Regions from separate parts of the Homo sapiens genome. Here region 1 is linked to region 2. A link is a loop called in an ENCODE intact Hi-C map of the cell type or tissue named here. Cell type or tissue: endothelial cell of umbilical vein. All regions are shown on one strand. Links, peaks and the distances in the headings refer to the core of each region. The heading gives the core; the rest is flanking DNA.

What was found. Peaks named below come from ENCODE experiments on the same cell type or tissue, not always from the same donor. Only the 100,000 strongest peaks of a DNase experiment are listed, where the experiment ranks them.
Region 1: it touches region 2 in a loop (4-fold over the local background); 2 of 110 quality-filtered maps call a loop at or near these places.

The regions. Positions count from the first base shown.
Region 1 is chr17:5,756,645-5,762,024 of GRCh38, reverse strand. No RefSeq gene overlaps it. Among named protein-coding and RNA genes, the nearest start is that of NLRP1, 170 kb to the right of the region's middle. In endothelial cell of umbilical vein, for the core only: no CTCF peak of the experiment used is centred there; DNase peaks (open chromatin) are centred at 2,324 and 3,084; H3K27ac peaks cover 842 bases.
Region 2 is chr17:5,824,356-5,829,735 of GRCh38, reverse strand. The region is part of intron 1 of LOC339166 (a long non-coding RNA gene); the gene reads right to left. Among named protein-coding and RNA genes, the nearest start is that of NLRP1, 240 kb to the right of the region's middle. In endothelial cell of umbilical vein, for the core only: no CTCF peak of the experiment used is centred there; DNase peaks (open chromatin) are centred at 405, 3,085 and 3,845; H3K27ac peaks cover 3,356 bases.

The DNA.
Region 1 (5,380 bases), core at 68-5,067, 67 kb after region 2:
AGGAACTTCCCCAAGGCCATTAATAATTACATGCTAATATTTTTTAAATATTTTTTTTTTGAGACAGAGTCTCGCTCTGATGCCCAGGCTGGAGTGCAGTGGTACGATCTCAGCTCACTGCAACCTCCACCTCCTGGGTTCAAGCAATTCTCCTGCCTCAGCCTCCAAGTAGCTGGGATTACAGGTGTGCACCACCACGCCCAGCTGGTTTTTGCATTTTTAGTAGAGATGGGGTTTCGCCATGTTGGCCAGGCTGGTCTCAAACTCCTGACCTCAGGTGAGGAGGCCTCCCAAAGTGCTAGGATTACAGGCATGAGCCACCGCACCAGGCCTTTTCTTATTATTTCTAAATTATCATGCTTGTAGCAGAGCCTGTCAACTTCCTACCTACATCTTCTCAGCTCTTGCCATTCCAGTCTCTGATGACTGTGTCCTGCTACAAGCACCTGGGCTCACCTCTCCCAGGTGCTGCCCTCAGCCATCACAGGTGGGAACTGGAGAATAAATACCACGGCTTCCTTGCCCCTCTGATATTTTACATGTTCTGTGCAGTCTTCTAGAGCTTCCCAGTGGGATGAACTGCCACTTCCCACGTGGTAACCTGATGAGTAACACACAGTTTGGCTCCCTTCCCTTCCCTGTGTCACCTCCCCTGTCCCCTATCTGAGCTCACCTCTTGGATAAACAGCTTGCACCCAAACCCTGTCTCAGTGTCTGCTTCTAGGGAATCACAAACTAAGACAATGTTTTTGAACAAAATTTGGAAATTATAAAATCCATACTCTGGTCGGGCGCAGTGGCTCATACCTGTAATCCCAGGACTTTGGGAGGCTGAGGTGAGTGGATCATGAGGTCAGGAGTTCGTGACCAGCCTGGCCAACAGGTGAAACTCTGTCTCTACTAAAAATACAAAAAATTATCCGGGCATGGTGGTGGGTGCCTGTAATCCCAGCTACTCAGGAGGCTGAGGTAGAGAATTGCTTGAACCCAGGAGGCGGAGGTTGCAGTGAGCCAAGATCGTGCCACTGCACTCCAGCCTGGGCAACAGAGCAAGATTCCATCTCAAAAAAAAAAAAAAATCCATACTCAATTCCACTCATAAAACATTTCAAGTGCTTGCCTACTATATACCAGTAGAGGATTAAATACCAGTACAGGATACCTAGTAAAGGATTAGAAATTAATAATAAGCAAGATAGACAATCTCTGACCTCATAAAGTTTATAGCCTAGAAGAAATAAAAAATCCTCTGTATCTTACTAACTAGAAATAATCATTGTTACTTTTTTCCATATATATATAAAATTCCAATCTTGCAATTATATACATGGACATACTTCTGGACATACTTACTAAACCTTTATCATACCAAATAGTTTTGAATCCAGTTTCTCATTACATTACAAGTATTTTTCCAGGTCTCTAATTACTCTTTTAAAACATTATTTGTAATGGCTATGAAATATTTTCGGATATGTACCACCATTTATTTAACCATTCCCCAATCGTTTCCAATGTTCCATGATTGCAGATAACATCACAATAAACCTTAAACAGTTTCCAGGCATGCTGTGGTATAATCAGATTAGCATTTTAGAAAAACCAGCTTGATATCTCTGGAGGCAGATTTGAGGCAGATGAAAGGAGAGAGACCAGTCAGAGCCATTCATAATATTTCAAGTCAGAGGCAGTGATGCCTAAATCAGGGTGGTGGTGGTGGTGGTACAGCAGGTGGAGGGGGATTTGGAAGTCAGGATAGGGCACCTGAGCAGCTTCTCCAGCTCCATTCACAATCTCTCATCATCACTTTGGAGCTTGTATGTTCTTTACTTGTCTCATTCGTCTTGACTTCCCTACTTAATTGGCAGTGCCTTTGTTACCAAGCAAAGGGGGCTCACTGCCTGATGCACTAGAAGTCAATACTATGACACCAGATTTTTGAGAAAAGAAAACCTTTTTATTGCAAGTGGACCAACAAGGAGACAGGAGTCCAGCTCAAATCTGTCTCCCTGGGCCAGCTTTAGGGCAGCAGTTTTGTTAGAAAAGGTTTAGGGAATGGATTCTAGGATTGGTGGGTGACTGGTGGAAGGAAATGGGAGGCTGGAAAGTCCTCTGGCATGCACAGTTATCTCTTCATACTACTTCCTGGATCGCACGTGCACATTCAGGGGGAGTAAGTATGAAGCATGCAGTGGAATTTGAGGTGGTGACATTAGCAAGCTCATTCTGCGCAAACTCCAGTCAGCCGTATTGGTTTTCACCGATTTCAGCCAGTTCTGTTATCCTGCAAGGGAAGGGAGTTTCAGCATTGCTGTAAGTTTTTTCTTTTCTTATCTGCAGTCCTGCAAATTCAAGGATATCCGTTAGTCACTGGTTTCTTACTCTTTGGGGCACAGTTCTGTTTCAGCTGTTAGGCAACTGGTTTTTCATCTGCTATCCTGTAAGCCCAAACATTTAGTCATTCGTTTCTCTAACCCTTTGGGGCACGGTTTCACCTTCAAAGGAAAAGCTTATCTTGCCCTCCCATCACCATAAGCCTCACTACAGGTCTAGACACATCATCCTGAGATGAAATGCCCTACTTCCTTTGGTAAAAATAATTCTGGAGACATAATTTGGCTTCTTTTTTTTTTTTTTTTTTTTTTTTTTTTTTTTTTTTTTTGGAGATGGAGTCTCACTCTGTCACCCAGGCTAGAGTGCAGTGGCATGATCTCAGCCCACTGCAAGCTCCGCCTCCCGGGTTCAAGCGATTCTCCTGCCTCAGCCTCCCGAGTAGCTGGGATTACAGGCACCCGCCACCACGGCCAGCTAATTTTTGTATTTTTACTAGGGACGGGGTTTCACCATGTTGACCAGGCCAGTCTTGAACTCCTGACCTCAGGTGACCCGCCCGCCTGGCCTCCCAAAGTGCTGGGATTACAGGCGTGAACCACTGCACCCGGCCTAGTTTATATTCTTAAACTAGCCTTTAGGACACAGAAATGATAGGAAGTCCACCAATTTGCCTGCTTGCAGGATTAGGAGTCATCCAAGGGAGCCTCATAAGGTGGTGAGTGGAGCTGGTCATTGGAGTAGGAAAGGACTTGATCTTTCATTGGACCCAGGATATGTCAATCACCTCCACTCTGCCAATGAGCCATGGTCTGGAGGATGCCCTGGCATTGGACCTAAGAGATGTCAATCATCTCCACTCTGCCAATGAGCCATGGTCTGGAGGATGCCCTGCAGGATATGTCAATCACCTCCACTCTGCCAATGATCCATGGTCTAGGGGATGCCCTGGGAGTCAGCAATGGAAATGTGGAGCTTGATGCTCCTGGAGCCACTGCCATCAAACTGACTCCAGGGTGGTGACAGTGGGCCAGGGCAAGAGCAGGCTTTCTAGAACCTTCCCAAGGGAGGCAACTGTGAGCTTCGGATAAGCATATAAAACCCAGACTGAGTAGAGATTTTCGGCCTCAGGGAGGCCAGGAGCTAAGGGGATTTTTGTCAAGAGCATTAAGTAGCAGTAAAGTGTAAGTTCAGCAAAGCCCAGAGCATCGAAGAATACCATTCATTTCCTGAGCGCCGACACGCAGCAGGCACTGTGCTGGGGGCTGGGGACACAGCGGTGAACGACAGAGGCATGCCCCTGCCCTCGTGGGGTTTACAGTCTATACAAGCAGGTTGACATGGAGAGAGGAGACCGGGGGGCAGGCACCTCCCTGTAAATGATCTCATGTCATTCCCTCGCAGCCGTCCTATGAAATAGTGCTATCATGGTTCCCATGTTACAGGTTCACAAGTTGAGGCTCAGAGAGGTTACGTTAACCAGCCCAATATCACAGCTGGTGAGTGATAGGGCCAGGATTTGAACCAAGATATAGCTAACTCCAGCTGTCTCCGCTGCCTTCTACTAGAATCATGGTTCTCCATTAGAGGCCATGTTTTCCCCCAGGGTAGTATTAGGTACAGCCTGGAGACATTTTTAGTTGTTCACAACTAGGGGAGGGGAGTGCTACTGTTTATCTAGTGGGTGGAGGCCCGGGATGCTGTCAAACAGCCTGCAATGTCCAGGACAGCCCCACGCAACAATGAATTACCAGACCCACGATGTCAATAGCACACAGGCTGGCAAACCCTGGACTACAATGTGAGCCATGAATACCCATGAGTGGGAGTTTGTGTCTCCCTGACCATTCTCAGAACCTGTCTGAATGCACAGCCAGTCAGACCAGTGGATCTGACTGCGATCCTCTGGATATGGTCAAGGCCAAGAGAAGCCAACTCCAGGCCCCAGGCCAGAACATGAGCCCAGGCAGACACAGAGAGGGCAGGCGCAGGATAAATGCCCCAGATGCCTGATAAGTAATGCCGGCGGGAGGGACAGGAGGTGGGGTGCCGAGAACAGCTTCCAGGGCAACTGCCCTCCTCCCACCCTCCCCACAAGATGCTTGTCCTCAGCAGCAGACGCACCAGCTCCTCGAAGGATACAAAATACAAGCAGAGCTTGGATCTGCTTGCTCTCCCTGGACAGCCCTGAACTAATATTTGTTTTAGCAAATGGCTGAGCTGTTCATCTTCTCTGGCAATAGGGATTTGTTTTCTTTTCAAAAACTCACTGGCATTCTAAGTCTAAGAAGCTGACCTCCAGAAGGCCAGAGTCTACGTTAAGGCTCAAAGCACAGTAGAGCACCCTCTGTGATGAAGAGGCAAGAGCAGAGGGACATGGAGGTGAAGCTGGCTGCGGTCCTACTGCGTGCCAGATTTTCTATGCATCATCTCATTCACAAGAGCCCTAAGAGAGAGAGGTTGATTTTTGTTGCTGTTGTTCCATTTTTGAGAGAAAACTTAAAGTAAGAGAGGGTGGACAACTTGTCCAAGGTCCCACAGCTTGTGAGGGATTTAAACACCCAGGTGTCTGATTCTAAAGCCCCCCACATCTGCAAGTCAATGCTGCATCAGCACTAGAGGCTTGTCAGCAGAGCAGAGACCTCATACCTCTCTTTGTTGGGACAGAGAAGCATCACTAGGGAGCAGGAAAGTGGAGAGCCAGGTCAGCAGAAGAGCCCCAACAGAGCCTGATCTGCCAGGACTCTTTATGGCACAAGTCAAAAAAAAGCAACTCAAACTGACCTAAGCAATATAAGAATGTATCAGCTCATGAACTTGGAAGTCCTTGAGGTAAGGCAGACTTCAGGATGGGTTGGATTTGGTCATTCGATAATCCCATCGAGGAGCTGGTGCCTTCTGCATCTCCCCTCTGCCTTCTCTAGTGTCAGCTTACCTCGTGGTGGCAAAGGGCTGCAGCAGCTCCAGGTCCCTTCTATATCCCAAACCTTTGAGAAAGAGGAGCTAGCCTTCTGTAGATCTCTCAGGCCCATGAGCAACCGTCTTTCCC
Region 2 (5,380 bases), core at 319-5,318:
ATTTGAGGGACTCAGGGGCCTGGCACGGTGGTTCACACCTGTAATCCCGGCACTTTGGGAGGCTGAGGGGGGCGGATTACCTAAGGTCAGGAGTTCGAGACCAGCCTGACCAATGTGATGAAACTGTCTCTACTAAAAAAAAATACAAAAATTAGCCAGGCGTGGTGGCGGGCACCTGTAATCCCAGCTACTCAGGAGTCTGAGGCAGGAGAATCACTTGAACCCGGGAGGCAGAGGTTGCAGTGAGCCGAGATCATGCCACTGCACTCCAGCCTGGCGGACAAAGCGAGACTCCATCTCAAAAAAAAAAAAAAAAAAAAAAATGTTCTTTAGATTCTTTACTCAGGGACAGGATGTAAGCCATGAATCATCATGAGACCTACCCCAGGAGATTGATTTGGAAGCCTGCCAAATGTGACCTGTAGGTTACCAACATCCATATCTAATCTGTATCCACATCCTATTAATCCTGTCAACTAAGATATATCTATATCTATACCTATAGCGATATCTACGCCCACATCCTATCAGTTCTGTTTCTTTGGAGAACCCTAATACAAGAGGCAACCTGAGAAAGGAGCTCTGCCCCCCACGGAAGGTGAATACTGAAAAAGATACCATCATTTATCTCTTCTCCCTACACAGATCATCATCTGGCCACTGATGTTTCAGTCAAGTGTTGAATCCATGTCCCTTGCTTTCATATTTCTCCAAGTATTTTTTTTATTATCTTAACTACTGTCACATGGACATATTAACTTTAAATATTTTGTGACAAAGAGGCCTCTTTTGGAGAATGTTCTCAGAGGGAAAGACTGCCTCTGCCTGCTTCTCGCCCCTCCTGCCTCCTTCTTGGTTGATTAGCCTTCATCTCATGATCTTCCATTCTGGCTCCCCATGGTAATATGCCCATCCTTAATTCTAAACAGAGACCCCCTTGCTCACTCAGTTTCATGATGAATTGATGAGTGACCCTGTTTCACCAAGACACCAACACTACAAGGGTAACTTTCTAGCACTTGCCTCAAAACAACTCCTCCTGCAGCCTATGGGACCGTCACAAAGCTATCCAATGACCCCTCCTCCTCTTTTATCCAGACTTTTGTCTAGACTGAAGTCACTGCAGAACAGCCCAGAGTCAGAGTATACTTCATTGTCCTTGCCCATAAATGCTCCACCTGAGTTTTTAAAGTCTCCTCGCCCATCAGACCTCACTCCCTTCCCCTCAAAGTCTTCGATGCTCTTCTTCTGAGATGCTCCTGAACGGTGTTCCTGAACTGTCTTCATGTCCCGAACTCCAGGTTTATTCTGCTTGTATTCTTCATGTAAATTTGATCTTACTGAACAAAACATAATCTTAAACCAATTCCAGTAATTGCCCCCATTCCTCTCCGAAAGTTTCCAGCATTAGGTTGTGCTCATAGCACACCAACAGTGTCTGATACGCAGCTCAAGAAACATTCATTGAATAAATGAATACACTCGTATCCAAAACCCTTCTGGTTGACACTGATTTTAGCAGTTAAATTCTGACATGTCTAGGCATGATTTTCTTATTTATTCTCTTTCAGGCTTGCTAAGATTCATGAATTTGTAAATGTATGTCCTCATCTCCAAACTTTGGAAGATTTGTGTGGTTATTTCCTATCATGGTTTTTATCTGGTTTTCTCCTTGGGACTCCAATTATTTATAAGTTAGAGAGTTTTATATTTCCCCTATAAGTCCCTGAAGCTCTTCTTTTTTTTTTTCATCTTTTTTCTTTTTTCCTCAGATTTAGTCATTTGTATTAATCTGTCTTCAAGCTCACTGACTCTTCCGTCACTTCCTTTCTGCTAATAAGTCCACCTAGTGAATTATTTATTTTATATAATTGTTTTTTAGTTCTAGAATTTGTATTTTGTTCTTTTTCTATAGGCTCTATATTTCTGTTAAGATTTCCCTTTTTTAAATCCATTATAACCACGTTTCCCATAATTGTAATACAACTACAGTTGTAGTTGCTTTAACTCCTTTGTGTGATAATTTCAGTCTCTAGGTCATGACCTCTATTGACTGTCTTTTCCTTTGAGAATTGGTCCCATTTTTGTGTTTTTTCATACGTCAAATACTTTTGGATTATACCCTAATTTTGTGGATTGTTACATTGTTGAGACTCTGGATTCTGTCATATTACTCTGAAGAGTGTTAATGTTTTTATTTAACAGGCATCGAACTTGTTGAGTTTCAAACTACAAACTCTATCTCATCTGAAGTGGGCAGCAGATCTAATTTCATTTCAGGTGTTTTGGCCTTAGCTGCAAGCTTCTTTGGGTCTGCACCATGCATGCACAACTCAGGGATCAGCCAGAGACTTGGGTAGAATTTATTCACAGAACTTGGGGCTCTTTTCTCTGCTTATTTCCTTTCTGGAATTCATTCCCTCATTTTCTAGCAGCTGTCCTCTGTCTCTGTCCTCTGGTTCTTCAGGCCAGAAAGAGAGTGGGCTTTCTATCAGAATATTCGATGCTCTGTGCTGTGTCATGACCGTAGCTTCCTTCAAATCAAAAGTCATCAAAAGGGGAAACCCACTTCACGCTAGTCCCTTCTTCCAAGTTTCAAATACGCTACACAATCTGCCTGTCTTTGTTCACTACTCAGAGCCTTTCAGATTTCTATATTTTATCCAGGGTTTATGGTTATTACCTGAAGGAGGGTCAGTCTATTAGGAGTCTATTAGCAGTGTACTCCACCATACTGGAGAAGAACCAACACACAATCAATACATTGACTTTAGAATAATGTTCAGCATTTTCAGTTCATTTATACACATATTTATTTGTAGTGCAGACTCAAATACCATCAAAACTATAATTTTTATGTATTTTTTGTTTACTAATTGGGAACCAAGAAATAATGACAGATGGGTAGACAAGAGTTACATTGAGAACTTTCAACAGCAGAAAGCTACAGCAATTTGAGAAATTCTGGAATTTCCTTGTAGCCAAGAAAACAAAGGAAATTATATGGATTTCATGTGTTTCAGAGTATAGTAATGGGAAATCTGCAAGTCCACTGAGGAATTCACTTCCCTGGTCCTGAACTCAATGGAGCGATGTGTCATCTCCTGTCAGTAGTGATACTCGTATATACTGAGTTACTCATTATTTGTTTTAATCCTGGGATTTAAGTGTTAAATGAAATTACTCAAGTAAAGAATTTTTCATAGTGCAGATAGCAAAGATAACAATGGTGGTGTTGGTAGCAGTAAGATAAACTCTACTTTTATCTTATCTTTGTAAAGGAGAACCCATTTCACCTCCTGACAGATTTCAACCCAGTATGTCAGTGACTCCTAAGTCAGAATGTCACTCACTCGATTTGGCTCCAGTGGGAAACTGTCTCCAAAAAACCAGCAAACCCATCATCCTGGAGGCAGAACACTGTCTGCATTCTGGCCAGGCTCTGGGCATCAGGCCTCCCTGCCCCTCAGACACTTCACCAGCGCAAGCACCCAGGAAAGGCCTAGGAGCCGACTGGGGAACAGCCTCAGGGTCCTCCAGTCAATCTCCACATAAGTGCTGCAAGCTTTGTTCTGAGGAATTAATCAGAGGAGAAATGATCTGGAGAAGGCGCCTGGGGAATGAGGGAAGCATGACACACGTTAATCAGCCTTGCGTGTGGAGCTAGGGTCACCTTTCACGCACAGTCCCTGTGTCCCAGAGCCCTCTCCTCAACCCCACCAGAGGCCACCAAGCAGGGTGTGGGCTGTCAGCTGTGTCTCCAGCCCTGGGGGAGGAGGAGGCTCCGCAGAACCATCCACATCCCCTCATGTGAGAGTCAGCTGGCTGAGCTTGTGCTTGGCACTCTGCCTGGGGAAGGGTCAAAGGCAAAGGCTAGTCTATGTTTATGATGAGGGCTTCACTGGTGACCACAGTCAGGATTTATGCCGAGGTCACGGGTAGAGGTCAGTACGTGGTAAGGATTAGGGATGAGTATATAGCAAGGACCAGAGCAGTCTGTGGCCAGTCCGCCTGTGGCTCTGTCTGTGATCAGAATAAAAACTAAGCTTATATTCATGGCAAGGGCTCAGCTGAGGGTCAGAGTCACGGTGCCAGGAACCCTGATTAAAAACCTAGCACCTCTGAAGTTCTCTCAGCCAAGAAGGAAGTCAGTTCATGTGAGGGAGCTCAGGTGCTCATTTCTCAGAAGCTACATGTGCTGTGTCTCCCAGGTAACTGCAGACTAAGGAAAACTGCATCATAATCACTTAGAGATGTTTGTTTCAAAGGCAGATGCTGCAGCCCCGCCCAATAACCATGAACCTGGGAAGCTGAAATTCAATGAGTTTCCCAGCGATTCTGATGCACTCTAAATTTGAGACCCTCTGCTTCAGCTCCCCCAAAGCTTTCCTTCCAAGGAGCTCTCCAAGGCGGCATTCCTTACAGCCTCAGGGCATCTATGTGCAATCCCAAGCCCCTTTCCCACTTTAGATTTGGGGCTGTGGCAGATGCAGCGGTTCCCTCCCTGCCACCTGCCAGCACAAGGCTGAGCAATGTAGATATGCCTCAGAAGTCATCTATGTCCTCCTTTGGTGATAGTGACGGTGGCACCTTAGGATTTGACTATGTGCACCCCTGGCTGGCTTCTCCCCATCACAGACAGCAGATCCTACGTGATAGTAATAGCAATCATAAATAATAGCAACTCACATTTATGTGACACTTACTATGCCAGTAATACATGAGCATACAGTAATACATAAGCTACATGTATTAGCTCAACTAATCCCCACAACAACCTCTGAGGTAGGTACTATCATTGTTCCCTTTTCACAGATGAGGAAACTGAGGCCCAGAGAGGTGAAGAAACCTGACTAGGGCCACAAGGCTAAAGAGAGGCAGAGCCCAGACTGATCCCGGAGCATGCCCTCTTATCCGTGATGCTCTAGGCCATGGCAGATAATCCATGGTATTGTTCCCCCAAAATGTGACTATTTCTTAAAACAGGCATTATAATAAGTACTGTCCCCACTAACTCCAGCTGTTCTCCCTCAATGCTTAATCAAACTCTAAATGTATCTTATCTTTGTAAAAGGGAAACCGTGCCTTTTCCTCACCTGAATTTCTCAGAGATATGGGAAAACTTCAGGCCTTGCATCTAATTTCTGGATGTAGACAGAGATGCTTGCTTTCTCTCTTGCCTCTTCTCCTGCATCTCTGATACCTGCCTCAAGAACCCGCTCCCTGCATAGCCTTTTCCAACAGCAGGACCAGGAAAGGAATTCAAGACAGAATCCATGCTCCCCAGGCCTGGCCCTCAAGCCTCTCCTACAGCACAGGCATGAAAGGGGCTCCTCGTCAGATCTGGCATCTTACGACCATGACAAGCCTCTGCAGAAAC